Linked DNA regions of Homo sapiens: region 1 is linked to region 2. Evidence: read pairs that join two places in POLR2A ChIA-PET (ENCODE). Cell type or tissue: A673. All regions are shown on one strand. Region 1 overlaps PARD3 (par-3 family cell polarity regulator). Region 2 has its middle 39 kb from the start of PARD3-DT.

Evidence for each region. Peaks named below come from ENCODE experiments on the same cell type or tissue, not always from the same donor. Only the 100,000 strongest peaks of a DNase experiment are listed, where the experiment ranks them.
Region 1: POLR2A ChIA-PET joins it to region 2 with 18 read pairs; 3 of 35 experiments call an interaction of 5 or more read pairs at or near these places.

What each region holds. Positions count from the first base shown.
Region 1 is chr10:34,757,067-34,759,566 of GRCh38, forward strand. The region is part of intron 1 of PARD3 (par-3 family cell polarity regulator); the gene reads right to left. Among named protein-coding and RNA genes, the nearest start is that of PARD3, 57 kb to the right of the region's middle. In A673, no CTCF peak of the experiment used is centred here; a DNase peak (open chromatin) is centred at 1,515.
Region 2 is chr10:34,853,810-34,856,309 of GRCh38, forward strand. No RefSeq gene overlaps it. Among named protein-coding and RNA genes, the nearest start is that of PARD3-DT, 39 kb to the left of the region's middle. In A673, no CTCF peak of the experiment used is centred here; no DNase peak of the experiment used is centred here.

The DNA.
Region 1 (2,500 bases), 97 kb before region 2:
GTAGGTGCAATGTTTTTTATCCAAATCTGTTTTCGAAGTCTATGACAGCATTTTGCATCTTTTTCTTTACTTAGAGCCTTCATTTATATTAGAACTTCCTCACATCTAAAATACATATTTCCACAATATCTGCACAGGAGGTTCAAACACAGTGATCATGACTGAAAATTATAGTTAATTACTAGTCAGCACTAAAAATAAAAAATTTAAGTTCTTATTCTCATCTAACACAGTATCTGGTTAACAGAAAGTTGCAAATAACTGTGAGGTGTGACATGCTACAGCCTGTCCTTCATCTACCTGTCTTTCCTTTTCCACTTCCTGACTCTTAAATTGTCTTTAAGAAAACATGTCCTGGCCGGGTGCGGTGGCTCATGCCTGTAATCCCAACATTTTGGGAGGCCAAGGCAGGCAGATCACTTGAGGCCAGGAGTTCGAGAGCAACCTGGCCAACCAACATGGCAAAACCACATCTCTACTAAAAATACAAAAAAATTAGCCAGGCACGGTGGCTCACGCCTATAAACCCAGCTACTCGGGAGGCTGAGGTGGGAGAATCGCTTGAACAAGGGAGGCAGAGGTTGCAATGAGCCAAGATCGTGCCACTGGGCGAAACCTGTCTCCAAGAAAAAAAAAAAGAAAAGAAAAGAAAAAAGAAGAAAATACATCCTGAAAACCATTGCAAATTCTACTCATGCCAACTAGGACCATGCCCAGGATTCTGGTCCCCAGTTAACCTCATCAGTGACACATTTTTCTGCCGCTGGTCATAAAATTCAGAGTAAACGATGCCCCATTTTGTCCTTGCACTGGAAGGGTTCTGCTGATGATGCTTCAGTATACTATTAGAAAATTCTCCTCTCTTCTAGATAAACCTGCATCTGTAGACATAAAATGTTTGGGCATATAATTTAATTTCCTAAACCAGCTTCCTTATTGGCAGACTTTGATACTCCTAAAAATGCATCTGTTCCTGACCCCTTTGCAAGCACTCAAAGTATTCATTCTGTAATCCAATATTGGCCTAAACTATGAAATGCTAGAAAATGCTATAATTATCTACATGGGCCACTTTAAGAAAACCTCATGCAATCAGGGCTTAGTACTAACATGAGAAAAGCTAGGATAAACATTAGCTGAGTAAAGAAAAAGTTTTAAAATCACATCAACTTTTTTGGAGTATCCAACAATTTCCACATGCCACTGCTATATGTTATTTTACACATTCTTTTTAACAAATCCCTTCAAGAAAGGTAGTATGCTCCCCATTTTACAGATAAGGAAACCCAGGTTCAGGGAGAGGTAAGCAATTTTTCCAAATAACACAGCTAGAAAGTGGCAGAGCATTATTCCAAAGTCTTTCCACTCCACCACACTATGCCTCATAACCATCTGCAGAAGAGCAGCTTTGGAATGAAGGATATTAGGAGAGGCAAGTGAATTGTCACTGGGAAGTCACTGTGTTGCCCACAATTTCCTTCTTCCTCTTATCACGTCACACTGTCTACAGAAGGACACCTCATGATGAGTCATTTTCTAGTTGGGGCACTCAAGCACTAAGGCCCTTCAACTTACAGACAGTGTAATATGGAAATGTGTTTTAATCCTGGAAGCACTGAGTTTGGATTAATTTCACTTTACTCATTCACAGAAGAAAAAAATTCCTGAGAACAGCTCCTACCTAAAATGCAAGAACTAGAAAAGTCCAAGCCCACCCTGTGAAAGGGCACACCTGGAAGCTCCTTAAGTTGGTGACGGATGACAAGGAAGGTTTAACAGCACAGGAAATTCCCCCATGGTATAAATTATACTAGGTGTGACTGAAACGGCTAAATTAGGTCATGATAGATGGTTGTGTCAGACAGAACAGGTTATGCAAACAAAGACTATGACATGGAGGATGATTTTTGCTGCACAAAAAGAATAGAAAGAGGCGGAAGGAAAAAGCTACAGAATCATAGGCACTGAAGATAAATGAAAACTAAAATAAATGAAGACAAAATTAAATGGCTTCCAGTAATCAAAATTCAATACTGAAACTTTTTTAAAAAGAAAAAAAGAAAAAAAAACTCAATACTGAGAATAGATACAACTCAATGAGAATTGGATATGAAGCACTTTTTTTTTTCTAATAGGAACCAAAGAAATATACTACGGCATAGAAAACTGGCTCAGAACAGGGTATGCAACGGATTTTATTCACACGTGTAAATCTTTAAACTTAGGTCCTAAATGGTCCTATCACATTAGAAGAAAAACAATGTACATAATATTTAATCAATGAGTAAGCACTTACTAGATACACTGTGCTCTTGAGAACTGTTTCACAAGTGGCCTTGCTAAAGTAGAATATCACATTTTAGCTAGAACCACCCAAGTATTTCTAAAAGTGACTGGTATCTATTCCACGCATCAACAAAAGGGAAAAAGAAACTTCTAGAACTTTCCACCTCAAACATTTCACTGAAGGATGATGCACATAGCAATCAAACATTCCGAT
Region 2 (2,500 bases):
GAGGCTGGGTGTGGCGGCTAACGTCTGTAATCCCAGCACTTTGGGAAGCCAAGGCGGGCAGAGTGCTTGAGGCCAGGAGTTTGAGACCAGCCTGGCCAACATAGTGAAACCCTATCTCTACTAAAATAACATATATTAGCTGGGCGTGGTGGTGGGCACCTGTAATCCCAGTTACTTGGGAGGCTGAGGCACGAGAATCCCTTAAACCTGGGAGGCAGAGGTTGCAGTGAGCTGAGACTGCGTTACTGCACTCCAGCCTGGGCGACAGAGCAAGACTCTGTCTTAAAAAAAAAAAAAAAAAAAAAAAAGAAATTTTTTGTGGAGACAGAGTCTCACTCTGTCCCCGAGGCTGGGCTTCTCAGCTTTTCAAGACAAGGCTGCCTCATCAGACCTCTGCTCCCTCACATCACCCGTTTCATCCTGGGGCTCATCCTACTGTGTTCCTCCAGGTTACACGCAGCCCCTGAGCTCTTCTTTTGTTTGTTGTTTTTCTGCTGCTTCCTGGATTTCTGTCAGCAATCCAGCTTCACAAATTGCTTGGCTGAGGTTCATATTTGCCGTCTTCCTTTGAAACTGTGATTCACAGTGTACACCCTTTAAACAGAATCCTCTCAGCCTGCAAGACGAAAAGCTTGTTTTAAAAACAAATTGCAGAACAGGCTGTCTACCCAGGGTTTTCACGCAGCATGCTCAGATGGGCAAATATAACTAAGAGGGCACATTCAAAATCTCTATTTTTTAAATGAGCCAAAATGTTTTTAGATGCTGATCAGATGGTGATGTCACTTTGCACCTCCAGGGTGCCCAAAGACAAATCCAGTCAGCTGAGAAAACAAACTTTAAAATTAGAGCTTGAAAAGGAAGACAAGAACATGTTGACCATCTTCAAAGTAGGCTTAGAATTTGTCTAAGATATATTCAAATTGGACGTTTTGATTTATTATTTATTTATTTATTTTTGAGATGGAGTCTCTCTCTGTCACCCAGGCTAGAGGGCAGTGGCATAATCTCGGCTCACTGCAGCCTCTGCCTCCTGGGTTCAAGTGATTCTCTTGCCTCAGCCTCCCAAATAGCTGGGATTACAGGTGCCTGCCACTATGCCTGGCTAATTTTTTTTTTTTTTTTTTTTTTTTGAGATGGAGTCTCGCTCTGTCACCCAGGCTGGAGTGCAGTGGTGCGATCTCGGCTCACTGCAACCTCTGCCTCCCGGGTTCAGGAGATTCTCCTGCCTCAGTCTCCCGAGTAGCTGGGATTACAGGTGCCTGCCACTATGCCTGGCTAATTTTTTTTTTTTTTTTTTTTTTGAGATGGAGTCTCGCTCTGTCACCCAGGCTGGAGTGCAGTGGTGCGATCTCGGCTCACTGCAACCTCTGCCTCCCGGGTTCAGGAGATTCTCCTGCCTCAGTCTCCCGAGTAGCTGGGATTACAGGCATGTGCCACCATGCCTGGCTATTTTTTTGTATTTTTAGTAGGGATGGGGTTTCACCGTGTTAGCCAGGATGGTCTCAATCTCCTGCCCTTGAGATCTGTCCACCTCGGCCTCCCAACGTGCTGGGATTACAGGCGTGAACCACTGTGCCTAACCCTACATTTTCGTATTTTTAGTAGAGACAGAGTTTCACTATGTTGGCCAAGCTGGTCTCAAACTCCTGACCTCAGATGATCTGTCCGCCTCGGTCTCCCAAAGTGCTGGGATTACGGGCATGAGCCACTGTGCCCTGCCTGGACATTTTCATTTAATAAGAAAAGGTGGTGATCATGATAGGCTTATAGGATCATTGGTTTATAATTTTTTTTTTTTTTTTTTTGAGATGGGGTCTTTCTTTGTCACCCAGGCTAGAGTGCAGTGGCGCGATCTCGGCTCACTGCAAGCTCTGCCTCCCAGGTTCAAGTGATTCTTCTGCCTCAGCCTCCAGAGTAACTGAGACTACAGGCACACACCAACATGCCCGGCTAATTTTTGTATCTTTAGTAGAGACAGGGTTTCACCATGTTGGCCAGGATAGTCTCAATCTCCTGACCTTGTGATTCGCCGGCCTCAGCCTCCCAAAGTGTTGGGATTATAGGCATGAGCCACCACACCCGGCCGGTTTATAAATTTTTAACTCTAGACAGAGCTTATGGTTATCACTTCTCCTCCCCATCTGTCATGTGAAGGAGGGAAAGTGATTAACATTGGCCTCTTGGTGTTATTTAGGGAATTCAATAAGGTAATGTATGTTGGCTGGATGTAGTGGCTCATGCCTATAATCCCAGCACTTTGAGAGGCTAAGGTGGGAGGACTGCTTGAGTTCAGGAGTTTGAGACCAGCCTGGAAAACATAGCAAGACCCTACTCCTACAAAAATAATTTAAAAATTAGCTGGGCATGGTGGTTCACACCTGTAGTCCCAGCTGCTTGAGAGACTGAGGTGGCAGGATTGCTTGTGCCCAGGAGGTAGAGGCTGCAGTGAGCTATGATGGCACTGCTGCACTCCAGCCTGGGTGACAGAGCGGGACCT